2 separate regions of the Mus musculus genome follow, and region 1 is linked to region 2. The links are chromatin contacts, found by Hi-C or POLR2A ChIA-PET in ENCODE. All regions are on one chromosome and are shown on one strand. The core of a region is the stretch at or near the end of the contact, and the rest is flanking DNA. Distances in the headings are between cores, read along the strand shown. Region 1 overlaps Rbm20 (RNA binding motif protein 20). Region 2 has its middle 26 kb from the start of Gm46653.

Region 1 (7,000 bases), core at 2,288-4,787, 91 kb after region 2:
AGCTCACAGGTACTGGTTAGTTCATAATGTTGTTCCACCTATAGGGTTGCAGTTCCCTATAGCTCCTTGGGTAATTTCTCTAGCTCCTCCATTAGGGGCCGTGTGACCCATCCAATAGCTGACTGTGATCATCCACTTCTGTGTTTGCTAGGCCCCGGCATAGTCTCACAAGAGAGAGCTATATCTGGGTCCTTTCAGCGAAATCTTGCTAGTGTATGCAATGGTGTCAGCATTTGGAAGCTGATTATGGGATGGATCCCTGCATATGGCAATCACTAGATGGTCCATCCTTTCGTCACAGCTCCAAATTTTGTCTCTGTAACTCCTTCCATGGGTGTTTTGTTCCCATTTCTAAGAAAGGGTAAAGTGTCCACACTTTGGTCTTCGTTCTTCTTGAATTTCATGACATGTTTTATCATGGGTCTGGGTCTCAAACCGTTGGGAACAAAAGCCATTAGACTGTGCAATCAGATTACAGAAGGCTTGAAAAGGCCCAGGAGATAAAAGGGGTGGGGTGGGAGGTGAGGGTTGAGGGAAGAGGAGTCTGAGACAGAGTTGATAGTGTTGGTGACCCCAGTACCAAGGCTTGGGGAGTTGACCGTGAAAATTTCTGAAGTATTTGAATCTGAAGAAAAGCTATGTCATCATCATCGTTGTCGTCGTCATCATCATCATCATCACAAGATATTTGTTTTAGTTAAAGACAAGGGTCATTGGAGAGTCATGGATTCACCCAAAAGGATATTCTTTAAATGCAAGAGGAAAGTGGAGAGCCAGACCGCATGGCACCAGCGTGTGATGCTGCTGCAGCAGGCTGAGGCAGGAGGATCCAGGCGTGAGTTGAAGGCCAGGCTGTGAAACTTGGTGAGGCCATATCTCAAAATAAAAATTGAAAAGAAAGAAGGGAAAAGAGTAATCCCTGAAACAAGCAGAGTAGAGGTCCTGCCTAGCGTGGTGAGGCCCTGGGTTCACTGCAGGAGGGGAGATCTCAGTGAGGGGCTGCTGGGGCTAGCCTCCACCACCACCACTCTGCTTTCTCCCTGCACCCGCTCTGCCCTCCCAGCTCTCATGGGATGCTACGGCCTCTTCCTGGTGAGTCCTCAGTTTCATGGAGAGAAAGCAAAACTCAACGAACACCAAACCAGATAACTTCTGTTCTCTGTTTGACAAAACTGATTTCAAGGCAAATTGTGTGGACGGGGTCATTGTTGTTGTCCTGATTTTTCTTTAGTTTGCAAAAAAAAAAAAAAAAAAAAAAGATTGAAGACCAGCCCATTTAAGCTTTAATGAAACAGAAAATGTTTCATGTCCCAATTAAAATGCCTCATTTAGTGAAGAAAATTACTACTACATTTTACATTCTGATGTGTTGTTACTGCATTTTTAAACACAAATAAAAGCTCCAGGTGTGCCAGGCATGGTGGCGCATGCCTTTAATCCCAGCACTCCGGAGGCAGAGGCAGGTGGATTTCTGAATTCGAGGCCAGCCTGGCCTACAAAGTGAGTTCCAGGACAGCCAGAGCTATACAGAGAAACCCTGTCTCAAAAAAACCAAAAATAAATAATAAATAAATAAGTAAATAAAAATGTAGGCAGAGGCAGGCTGTGGGATTGAGGCCAGCTTGGTCTACATAGACAGGGCCAAGTCAGCCACAGGTATTTAGTGAGACCACTCTCTATAAAAGTAACAGATGAAAGAGCCTCTGAAGACAATACTTTTTCTGATTGCTTGAGCTATGTTGCTCTATGTCTCACCAAGGTCAGGATGTTTGGAAATTCTAGACCACTATTAAGTCTCATCCCTGATATTTTGTAGCTGTGTTTGTTGACTTTGATCTATAGTGTCTTCATAGCTGGCTTCTGCCTCTTTCTCTGCAAAATTGTAGCACTTGGTACAGGCTGATGATCTATGGTACTTGGAGTAGGCTCTGGCAGGTGGAAAGTTCTTAAGAAATATAAACTGTTTCTGCTTCATTTTCCATACATGGTACCCATGCATCTCTGGGATAGCCTCACACCTGGAAGGTACCCACGTATCTCTGGGCTAGCCTCATACTTAGGGATATCCAATTACTGAGCTGCATCCCCTTTCTTGCCTTTCCCCAGCTCAACAGTTCTGCTAGACATTCACTGAAGGCCACGGGAAGTTGCACAGAGTACTATAAGATGTGTCTATCAGAATCAAGCCTGGTGGCGAGAGCTGTTCTGGTCTATCCTGAGCCGGAAGGGATGGGGATCCAAGCTGGAGTGTTGAGCTATCAGAAGGGTAAACCCCAGTCATATGAGTGTCCCTCCTCAGCTGGGGGTGCCAGGGTTTTGCAGCTGTTGCTCAGAATAGCAGAGGCTTGGGTGTAGCGGAGCGCCGTGACAGACCACTTTTCTTTCTCTGGCCTGACCCTTGCCTCCTCCTGGTCCTCATAATTGCCCAAGAATGTGTCCAGGCCTTTTGGTGGCTTTTGGGAGCCCTTTATAGCAGCTAGGAAGGAATTCGTGGTATTCTCATCATGTTTAAGAGCTTATACAGGACCCAGCTCATGTTGGACAGGAAATGAACTTCAGGCACCCAGAGAGACTGTGCATGGCTGCTTAACATGGCTGGTTTACATTGTAAAAAACGAACCTGTTGCCATTTAAGTGGCCGAAGAACATTCTTAACTTTACAGAGTTTAATCTGCAGTTGATAGGTTTTCTTTTTTTTTTTTTTTTTTTTTTTTTTTTTCCTTCTTAAGAGAGTGATCTATTCGGTATGACTTATTTGGAGTAGTGTGAAGGAAATGGTTTTTAATAAAAAAAAACTGGAATTGTGGTACAAATCTAGTCTACAACAGTGATCTTCTGAGGTAAATAATCTCAGATGTAGATCATAAAATAGACATAAAACGGAGCTTAAGCATTTACTTCTGCTAACCTGAGAGTCCAGAATGCGCGGTAAATATTCTGTAGTACTAGCTGCATGGCCAATTCATTTCAACTGGAAAATAAAAACCACTAGTGGACGTATAACTTCATTAAGGACACGCTAGAACGTAACTTTTACGTTGCTTCTGCTGGCCATAGTGCTGTCCTGCAACATGTCCCTGGGATTTTTACAATAAGCAAGAATTATTTATGTTATAGAGGGAGAGACAAACATACAATTTTGACTTAGATTCTAGGTAGCAGTCTTGAGGATTTGGGGACCTAGCACTCCTATCCCCAAAGTCAACCCCAGGAAAGGAAGTGAAGTTCAGGGCAGAGTTTGAAACCAGCCGGCAGGTGTTTGAGGGTGGCTCAGACTATGCCAGAAATATGCAGTGGGTGTTCATAAACGCAGGGAGGATGACGTGGGCCCAAGATACCATTTTATATCAGGCATAGATGGAATTTTATTTCACTTTAAGTTCTGGGCTATCAATAGCCCTTTCCTTTTTTAATTTAAAACATTTTTAAAGCATGTCTTCCTCATGCCTTAATCGCAGGTCAGAAATGGGCTGCTGCTGGCCCACACCTCTGCTTGCCTTTGAACCAGGACAGGAGCGACCTTCTGAAGCGGGGTCAGGTTCAATGTGAGATAAACAGCTTGTGATTCTAAACCCGTGTTGACATGTCATCCGCACTGGACAATGTGGTGTTGCTAATGCCCTCCTGCTGCTTGTGAGATGGCCAGGATTTAAATGCTGGGAGGAGGGGATGACTGGTATTTAGATGCTTGCCTGCCATGGAGATGGTCATTCCACAGCAGACACAGCACAGCAGAATAGACACTCAGCTCCTATGCGCAAAACCTAGCAAAGGAGGCAGGTAGAAAGGTTATCTTCTGTTCCACTCTTCGTTTATGTGTCTGTAGGCAGAAATGCTTTGACTAAATATATATATATATATATTTTTTTAAATCTATTTATTTATGTGGGGGACTGAAGAGAATGCCCAGTGGTTAAGATTCAAGTTTGGTTCCCAGAATTCACAGATCAGATCACAGCCATATGTAACTCCAGTTCCAGGGAGCCTAATACCTGCATCTGGCCTCCACAGGTGCTAGGCATGTGCACTGTTGCAGACACAGACTCTATGTGAGTCCCAGGTGCTGGGACTTTGAAGGAGGGCAGGTGACACAGCAGTTAGTCTGCTGGTTCCATCGCTGAGGGACCATGAAGACTTTTCCATAAGAAAATTGTCTCTCACAGCCAGGGCTATACAGAGAAACCCTGTCTCGAAAAACCCAAACCAAACCAAACCAAACCAAACCAAACCAAACCAACTAACCAACCAACAACAACAACAAAACCCAAGAAAATTGTCTCTCAATGTCACCTTGGGGGAGGTGGTGAGGCATACAGATGATGTCATCCTGGGGGTAAGGCGTACAGATGATGTCACCCCAGGGGTGGGGAATGCAGATGGTGTCACCCTGGGGGTGGGGTATGCAAATGGTGCTCCCATGGGGGTGGGGCATGCAGATGATGTCATCCCAGGGGTGGGGCATGCAGGTGATGTCATGGGAGTGGTGGTGGTGGATACAGATGCTATCCTGAGGGTGGGGGATACAGATGATGTCACCCTGGGGATGGGCCATGCAAATTTTCCAAGGCTCTTGAGAGAGGTGGTGTGGGAGGAAGACTCTTGCTGTCACAGAACACAGAGACCACAGAGTAGGTCTCAGGATGGGAGTGTTTCTGTGAGACTTGAAGTGACAGGTGCTGAGGGAGACATCAGACTTTCCCTCTCAGCTACCCTTTACTTAGCAGGCCTGGGAGAAGCTAGGAGGAGCAGTCTGGAGTAGGGAGCCATGAGGTCAGATCAGTGTGTGTGTGTGTGTGTGTGTGTGTGTGTGTGTGTGTGTGTGTGTGTGTGAGAGTGTGTGTGTATGTGTGTGTGTGTATGTGTGTATGTGTGTGTGTGTGTGTGTGTGTGTGTGTGTTTGTGTGTGTGTTTTCCGAAGCCTTTACCACAGCAATAGCTCTGTCTGGTCTGGAGAGAAAGGAACAAGAAAGCCTCGCAGCAGTGGTGAAATTAAAGCTTTGAAACGAACTGTGTTGTCTTAGAAATCTAAGCAAGACTGGAAGTGGCTAAAAAACTAAAGAATTGGGTTGAGCTGACTTTAAGAAAGCTCTCACCACCGGGGTAGGGAAAGAAGTTTGTACTGCCCAGAGGGGCAGCTTGGAAAGCCAAAAGCACCCACGTGTATACATAAAGAGTCAGGACTCTCCTTCTCTGACTGTCCCAGGAGAATCAGCCACTAAGTCACTTACAGAAGAATTCCTTGCATATTATACATCAGCTATCCAGAGTTTTTCAACTGTGTTTTTTCCTTACCTCTGAGGGTTCTGAATTCCTAGACAGCAACTATATATATATATACATATATATACATATACATATACATATACATATACATATACATATACATATACATATACATATACACACATATATATATATATGTATATGTATATATATATATATATACACACACCTTTTTTTTTACATCTATAGGTATTTTGCTTGTACATATGTCTGAGCATCTTGTGCTGTAGTTATCATAGAAGCCAGTAGAGGGTGTCTGCTCCTAGGAACTGGAATTACAGATAATTGACTGTAAGAGAAGCCAGGTTCTCTGCTACTCTCTGGTGGGCTGGTTCACAGTCGTGGCACTTGGTCCATGATGGAAAATGAAGTCTTGCTCTGCTTAGAGACACCTGGGGGTCTGGTGTGGCATTACAGATAATCTGTACTGTGGGTGCTGGGACCCAAACCTAGGTCCTCTGGAAATGCAGCCAATCGGTAACCTTAACCACCGAGCCCTGCCACCCCCAGTCTTACATCTGGTGTGAACCTTTTCTTACCGTTGGGATAGAAAGGTTGGCTTTGTACTGGATAGAAGAACCATCTCAGTGCTGGCAATAGTAACCGCAGAAGAGGTGGTGGGAGCCAGACAATCCGTGTCCTGCTTCCCATGTCTTTGAATTGCCACGAAGCCATGTTTTATGTCACTCTGTGTCATTCTCAGAGCAGGACCTGATGCATGAGCTGTACAAGGCACACAGTTCCAGTGAGATGACTGCTAGTTAACTGTGGGTTTGGGGCAACACACAGCTCTTCCTCCCATTTCTTTCATTTTGAAGATTGCCTGTGCCTATGTGTGTTGGTAGTGATTATTTTAATACTTTGCATAGAGTTTAAGCTACAGGCCAGTACAATTTAGTAGCTGCTGTAATGATCTGAGTGTGGCATGAGGAGACTCTCGCTCGAATGTTTCAGTCCTTGTTGAATGAAACTAATAAGGATTATTCTAGAGACTCCAGTAATTACCTTTCATTTTTGTCATGCATGCAATGCATGCAAACATGCAGGCACAAACACATGCACGCACGCACGGACACACACAAGTGCACACACACAAAACGGATGCACACACATGCACATACACATGCATGCACACATGCATACATGCGCACACATGCACACACACACACACAGACATGACCACGTCATTCTATTTGTCAGGAATGCTATTCTGTCTGTGAATCTCCAGCACACCCATGGGTGTATCCAAAAATGGTCGCCAGCAGTCTCAGCTGACCCTCTTGGGTGCACACACTAGACACTGAGTTCTTTTTCCTTTGGGCTCCTAAGTTTCTCCCAGAAGAAGTCTTGTAATATTTCATTTGCTCTGCTCACTGTCTCAGTTTCCGAAGTCTAGGGCTTTACCTGTTAAAACCATCTGTGACTGAGTGGTTCACATAGACAGAGGTTCAACTAACAGGGAAGATGCAGAGAATGGTCTCTCTCTCTCTCTCTGTGTGTGTGTGTGTGTGTGTGTGTGTGTGTGTGTGTGTGTGTGTGTGTACATGCATGTAAGCAGAACTATCCACTGGAAACCATACTACCCACTGGGAACCTTGCTCAGCAGCATGAACCTGGATGGCTCATGTGAATGCATGTATGCTGCCCAGTATGGGAAGAGTAGTAGTAACTGGATTAGGCATCCTTTCTGTGAAGGTTTGCCTTATTCCTCTGGTAG
Region 2 (7,346 bases), core at 1,271-3,770:
ATTTTATGTATGAGTGCTCTATCTGCATATACACCTGCATGCCAGAAGAGGACATCAGCTCCCAGTATCACATGATGCTGTGAGCCCCCATGTGATTGCTGGGAATTAAACTGAGGACTTGTGGAAGAGCAGCCAGTGCTTTTAGCCCGCTGAGCCAGCCTGACAGCCCCAACGTCAGAAGAGGTGTGTGAGTTTGTGAGTGGCAGGTTGATGCCCAAGAAGTTTACAATTTGTGATAATGTTTTGGAACCAGGGATTAAACCAGGATTTTGTGCGTGTGTAAACACGGTGAGCATAAGACCCCTACCTGAAGGAAGGCCTCATCCTTAGCTATTTAACCGTAATTGGGGTTTAGCTCTAGTGTACAAACGGGTCTTAGGTTCTTGACTTCCAGTGATTCTTCTGCTCTGGCCTCCACAGGAACTCAGCTCAGAGGTGTGTATGTACCACTCCCAGCTTAACATGTGCATCAAACTTGGGACTTTCATGATGGTCGCCTCTGGAGATCAGCAAGGAGAGCGCTTTAATGCTGTGTTATCCGTCCTAAATAACAGATTAGACTGGTTAGGATTTGCGTACTCAAAAGTGTGGACATTTTTTAGGAAATGACACAATTTTTTTTTTTTTTTCAAGACAGGGTTTCTCTGTATAGCCCTGGCTGTCCTGGAACTCACTTTGTAGACCAGGATGGCCTTGAACTCAGAAATCCGCCTGCTTCTGCCTCTGCCTCCTGAGTGCTGGGATTAAAGGCATGCGCCACCACTCCCGGCTTAATGACACAATTTTAAGAATAGTTTTTGGAAAGTACAAATTCAGAAGTGGGAAAGGGCAAAAACTGATTTTTTAATGATTCTTTTTAAAATTAAGCATCAGCAAAAATGTGTTTTCAAACACTCACTTGGCTTGATGGTTTAAAGGTTTCCTAACAACTCTAGAAGGAGCTAGTTCTCCATTCAGCTCGCAGGAGCCTGCTGGTTGGATGGTGTTTGGGAGGAGACTTCGCTGTCCGAGCCAGTGGTCCTTACAGGCCACAGCAGCGAGCTGCTGGCTTCGCAGAGTGGGCACTGCCTGTAGGCAGCTGTGCCTCCTTGAGGGTTCATTTTCTCTCTATATGCTGTGTTGTTGGATAGCATTGCCCTGTTGTGAGGGTGGGGCCCTGCTGCCCTGTGTCTAATTTCACCTGGGAAAAGCAACGCCAATGAAATCTGGTTTAGTCGTAGCCTTGCCTAGAAATAGGTTACGGCTTGGGTCACGTTAAATCTTGATAAAGTAGATTAACATCTCTACAAGAAACATTGGTTTGTCTAGAGCTCAGGTTTGGCAAAGCAAGTCCTCTTTAAATATGGCTTTGGTGTTTGCACATTAAGCTAAAAATAACGGGACCTTGCAGTTAGAATATATTTAGTTCCAGAGATGCATTTCTTTATTTTAGTTTAATATTCTAATTTTACAGATGAGATGTGAAGCCCAGATCAGGCAGGTGGCCCAAGTGAACATATTAGCACACTTAGATAACAGAACCAAGCCGTGGGTCCCTTCTCTCAAGAAACTCACACATTTATTTGCAGGTGGCCTTGCACGTTACACAAAGACGAATTTTAAGGTTATAGATGATTGCCACCTTCACTTTGTCTCTGCCCTTTGCCTTTTTTTGTTGTTAGTTTTTTGTTTGTTTGTTTGTTTAAAGAACTCACCAACTTAGGAACACTTAGGTCACACTTACCCATGTCCCAGGGAGACTTGAGTTACCTCCAGTTGCCAGGCTTCTGCAAGGAAGGTGCCAGTGTTATCTATAAATCTGCCACCGTGTGGCCGACAGGCACCCCTTCCTAGAGACAGAGTGTCTCCTGGGTGTAAGAGGCCTTGTGGCAGCCAGTAGCTACACAGAACACGAGGCAGCGTGGAGATTAGGGTTGCAAAAAGAATGTGGATATATTTACTCTGTCAGGTTGGCACACTGTGGTATGAGTTTTCCAGAGACCTTAACGTTTGAACATTATCTTTGATGGACTGTGTAATTGAGTGTCTTCAAGAAATTATTCAGCCATTAAAATTGATAGCTCAGCTGTTAAGAAGAGCGCTTGCTGATTGGTTCTCAGAATCCATATCGGGTAGCTTCCAGCTGCCTGTAACTAAGTCCCGAGGTATCAGACACCTTCTGGTGTGTGTGCAGAGAAGCAAGTGTGTGGTGGTGGTGGTGGTGGTGGTGGTGGTGGTGGTGGTGGTGGTGGTGGTGGTGGTGGTGGTGGTGATATAATAGAGCCCCAAAGCCTGAAGGACATGGGTTTAGAGCCAAATTATTTGGGACTAGAGTGTCAGAGCCTATTAATGTCTGATGTACAGTGCCACTTAAGGCAAAGACTTCTTGGGAGCCGTTTCCAGCCTACCTTGCCTCCTCACAGTTAGAAAGGTGCTTTCTTCAGCATTGTGTAGGGGCTCCATTTTCTCTCAGCCTAAATCTCAAGCTGTTTTCCCCGTAGCCACTAGAGGGAGCCCTTGATACATGCTGACCCCTCAGATTTGGGATCTCAGGTTTTCTTCCACACTGATTCCTCGCTAGAGTTGCAGCCGCTGTGAGGTCAGGGTGTGGTATAACTGAGACCTCTGGGGCAGCACTTTATGAGCGAAGTGTTAACTGCTTGCAGCTCACTCCTAAGTGAGCTTTGGGGCAAAGGTGCCTGCTGCGCTCACAACAGGTTGTGTCACTGTTCCGGAAACAGCAGGAAGCCTGGGTGTTGTAAAGATGGCAACCCTTCCTCACGCCAGGCCTGCTTATTCTCTGCAGAGCACGCGCTTGCTCCTTTGTTCCTTCTGCCTTCTGAGTCCTCATTTAAGCGCAGAGGCATCCTGGTTCTCTGCAGCCTGGCATTCCTAAAGCAGAGGTTGCCTTTCGTTCTGTTTCATGTATGGTTTCTAAGTTCCCTCTGTGTCCTGTGGTTTTGGCATTTTAATCCACTTAGTGTTTTCGAATTATTGGTAGCAGTCACTGTGTGATCTCTGGACACCCCAGGAAGACCTGTTCTACCCTATTGCCTACCAAGCCACGAAAAGCCATCCTAAGAGGTCCTGCCACTTCCAAGTTTCACCAGAGGTGATGCTCTGTCACTGTGGATGAGTGGCTTAAGGACCTTCTCCCACAAACTCGTGCTGCCCCAATTCACTCCACCCACAGAGCATGGTGACCAGGTGGTAAAGCGAAGCTGAGCGACCCATTTTACTGCGTTGGGAATGGGCAGCTGGTGACTGAGTAGGACAGCAGAACCTCCTTTAGACATGTGTATGTGCAGGGCACACATCCATCCTGTCTCATTAGCAAACCAGAAAGGTTTTCATATGAGTCCGTGCTGCAGTCTCTGCTCCATTGTGGTCACTTGGAGGGTTGTACTTTGGATTCACAGTGGCCTCACAGACTGAAGCCCTGGTCTGTTTGTTCACTGGTCTCCAGCTGTGCCCTGAAGGGCTGGGGTCTGGAAGTGGGGTGAAGTCACTGGGGGCAAGTCTTTGAAGGTTCCATCTATTCCTGCTTCCTGGTCCATTAAAATGTGAGCAGCTGCCTTGCCTCATGCTCCTGTCAGGACAGCCACTCCACCCTGCCTCGCCCTGTGATTGACTGAAATCCCCCTGAAACTGAGCCAAAATAAACATTTCCTCCCTGAGTTTGTCTCTTTCAAGTACTTTGGTCACGGTGATGAGAAAGCAACTAACAAAGAGCTGGGGAGATGGCTCCGCCGGTAACCGTGACTGCTCATGCAGAAGGCTGTGGTTCTGTCCCCAACACCCACATACCACCTGTAACTGCAGCTCCAGGATCCAGCATGTTCACCCAAAAACATACACATACTCATAAATAAAAATCTTATTAAAAAAAAAAACATACAGAATGGTTGGTGAAGTGTGATTTTTTTTTTTTAAATCTCATTAGGCAAGCCCAGATAGCCAGGGGAATTTGCCCCCGAGCACAGTCAGACCTACTAAGACCTCTGACAGAGCAAATGCTGGTCTGTGGGTCTGTGAAGTGGATAAACTGGATTTTAGAGAACTTTTCCTGAAACTAAGATGACCCCAGTCACTGCTTGTCTCTAGCCCAGCCAGTACGGAAAGCCACAGTGGCCTTGCTCAGAATCCAAACTGTCACATGAGTGGCTTTCATGTTTTGGACCAGATGTCTCTTCGGTCTTCTATGTGGGCATACCTTCCTCAAGCCCCCACCAATAAGCAAGCCTTTTAGAACCTGACCTCCGACCAATTAAACCTTGTTACCACCTAAGGACCTGGATTTCTGTTTTGAAACCATCTTGGATGGAGACCAGGTTTTCTTTAGCTCGTGTGTGCTATATGCATGTCTGCGTGCATGCAGATGCCAGGAGAGTATATCTCCTTTATCACGGCCTCCTCCTCTGAGCCAAGTCTCTTCCTGAATCTGGGGTGCATGGTTTTTCTGCTAGACTGGAAGCCAGCAATTCCCCTGCCTCCCTATCTTGCTCTCCACCTTGAAGCTAGGGCTACAGGTATTTATGAGGATGCTCTGCTTGTTAAATGAGTTCTGGGATCTGACCTAGGTGCTCATGATGGTAGAGCAAATGTTCTTAAGCCCTGAGCCATCTGTCAGCCCTGAGATCAGGTTTTCTTATCCCCCTTTCGGGCTCAGAGAAGGTCCAGCAAAGGGGTGGCTGACACGTTGCCTCGCCTCTTGTCAACAATCACGTTAGTTGTTTTGTTGCCCCTTCCCCCCAAACATACACACGCCCTTTGCACTCGTACACCTATCCTTTAACCACAGTGCCTTACACATTGTTATCCAGAACACAGGTGCACATCCCTGCCTCAAGCACAGTCCTTATCATTCATGGTCGCTTCACCTTCCTTCCTCCCAATTCTTATCCTCCAGAGTCCTCCCATCTCAGCGTCACCCTCCTCCCGAGACTGGAGATCTCTGGTGATGTGTGTGATTTTGAAAAGTCTAGAAGAGTCCCATCCACAAGGAATATATGTCAACAATTTCCTTACCTCATTAATTAATGTGGGGACCAGAAGGTTGGCCAAAGTTCAGTAGGACAGTGGACCCACAATCCTTAGGGCTATCTTTTCTTAGTGACGGGCCATTTCCAATTTAGCAGTTGTGTGTTCTCCCATAAATCAACAGCTTCTTTTATAGAGTCCAGTTATTAATCAGGAAGTAGTGGATCAAACAATTGCCTTTATCTTTTAGAAGGTCAGCTGACCTGGGTGGGGGGTGGGGGGCGTGCTTCCAGCATAGAGCTGTGAAAGTTTGCAGTACACTTGTGCCTTGTTTGAGGGGATTGGATCCTTCCTTCCTTCCTTTCTTCCTTCCTTCCTTCTTCCCTCCTTCCTAGGATTTATTTATATTATGTATATGAGTGCTCTATCTGCATGTACACTTGTGTACCATAAGAGGGCATTGGATTCCATTACAGATGGTTGTGAGCCTCCACATGGTTGCTGAGAATTGAAATCATGACCTCTGGAGGAGCAGCCAGGGCTCTTAACCACAGAGCCATCTCTCCAACCCCTGGTTATACTTTCTAAACACCTGAAGCTTCTCTGAAGTATGAGGTGAGGAGTCCTTGGCTCACAAGGTTGGCAGGCAAGGAGGCCAAACAGTTCTTTAGGCCAAATGAAGGCTGAGGGTGAAGAGAAGGGGGTTGCTATTCCTGACAGAGGAATGCTAGCGCATGGGTTGATCTGGGAGATGGCTTTGGGTTTGTATCATCTATCAAGGACAGAAAAACCTATGAGTCGGGTTCTATGATGAATCAATTTCAGATGGAGAATACTGAGTTTAAGAAACGACCCAAAGCCACCAAACTAAATGAAGCACAGGGCTAGTCTTGCTCTGTGTCTCTTCACCGTATCATTCACCAGAGGCCTGAGTGGGAGGGGCGGAGGTGAAATTGTGGGGGCGAGTGATGGTGGGGGGCATTCCCTAGGTGGAGAGTCAGTGACTGCATGTGTGCATATACTAGCTGGGAAGTAGAGAGAAAGACAGGGCCTGGGTGGGAAGAAGGAAATGACCTCCATAGCAGCAGGTGCAGCGCCCAGGCTGGTACACATCCAAACAAAACCAACTGCAGGATTCCGCAGATCCTCATGGCAGGACCCTCTTCAGCACCAGCCGCCTTAGACACCAGGGAACGAGCTCAGAACGGGGTGGGCAGGATGTCAGCATCTGGCAGGGCCTTTGACAGATTTGAGGGTTGGCTTCCACGTTCCCAGGAAAGATGGGTCCCTGGTCTCCTGTGGACTAGGAGAAGAAAGCAGTGGGAGCCCTGGGTTTGTAATTGGATCAGAGGCTGTGACGGTGACAGCTGTGGCAGGGGCCTGAGGAGGGGGCTTGGGCTGGTGAAGAATGGCTGGGTTGTTCCTTGTTTATCTCCTGGGGGCAGGCAGCTTTGGTGGGGCCTTGGGACCTCCACTTTTGCTCCACCGTCACCAGCACAGCCTGCCTGAGCAACGGACATATTCCATGGGGACAAATCGAAAAGAATGGACTTCGAACCTGCGCTCTGTCACTTGATCATGTGGTCTTGGGACATTTGCTAAATCTTTTTCCGCATTTTTTCTCTGGCAATACGGGGAGGTTGCATGATTCGGTATTCAAAGACACTGAAAGAACCAAGAATGAAGTGAGAATAAACGGCCTGGAATACGTTTGGAAAGAATGAAGCTGTAGTCTCCACCCGTGCGCACATGTGTGTGTGTGTGTGTGTGTGTGTGTGGCCATCTAAATTAGGTTTATTATATTTGGAGTCTAGGCACAGTTTTGTTTTGTTTTGTTTTGTTTTGTTTTTAGGCAGGGTCTCCTTCTGTGGCCCTGGCTGGCCTAGACCTCTCGGAGATCTTCTGCTTCCTGAGCACAATGAAAAGCTTGTGCTATTTTTGGGGGAAGGGGGAGGATGTCAAGGAGGCAATTTTAACATTTTTTTTTTAAAAAAAAACAAAAAACAAATCCACTTTGAGTTCGATTCCTGGAGTTTAAGGACAGCTGAGAAATCCTGTCTCTAAATAATAAATACAATAATTCGCGCTTAGAACACGTATAAAACTCAGGAGTATATGATCTCACTCTAGAAAGAACCCAGCAGACAGCTTTTCAAGATAATTATCACACCATGTCTATTTTTGTGTAACAAATGGCACCAAAACTCAGATCAGAGTACCCACCATCTTATCACATGCTTGATTTTTCGGGTCAGGAATCTGGGCAAGGCTCAGCTAAGTGGCTCTTCTCAGCTTGTGGCATCAGTAGTGGTCACTTAAGTGTGACTGAGTTGTCAGATGTCCAAAGTAACTTCACTCTGGTGAGTTGTCGGGCAACTTAAGAGCCC

What was found. Hi-C counts contacts between places; a loop is a spot of excess contacts on that map. ChIA-PET counts read pairs that join two places held with the same protein, here RNA polymerase II (POLR2A).
Region 1: a map of heart shows a loop between it and region 2 (2.8-fold over the local background). The contact joins two enhancer-like sites. A Hi-C loop is called at or near these places in 20 of 37 maps with a recorded cell type or tissue (ES-E14, T-helper 1 cell, T-helper 17 cell and 8 more). POLR2A ChIA-PET finds 5 or more read pairs at or near these places in 4 of 5 experiments (Patski and embryonic stem cell).

What each region holds. Positions count from the first base shown.
Region 1 is chr19:53,736,521-53,743,520 of GRCm38, forward strand. All of the region lies in intron 1 of Rbm20 (RNA binding motif protein 20), which reads left to right. Among named protein-coding and RNA genes, the nearest start is that of Gm30943, 14 kb to the right of the region's middle. Within about 2 kb of position 3,538, at least 1 of the 3 ENCODE cell types and tissues checked has a DNase peak (open chromatin) inside an H3K27ac peak, as active enhancers do; it is heart, where a contact is called at or near this core.
Region 2 is chr19:53,646,429-53,653,774 of GRCm38, forward strand. No RefSeq gene overlaps it. Among named protein-coding and RNA genes, the nearest start is that of Gm46653, 26 kb to the right of the region's middle. Within about 2 kb of position 2,521, at least 2 of the 3 ENCODE cell types and tissues checked have a DNase peak (open chromatin) inside an H3K27ac peak, as active enhancers do; they include heart, where a contact is called at or near this core.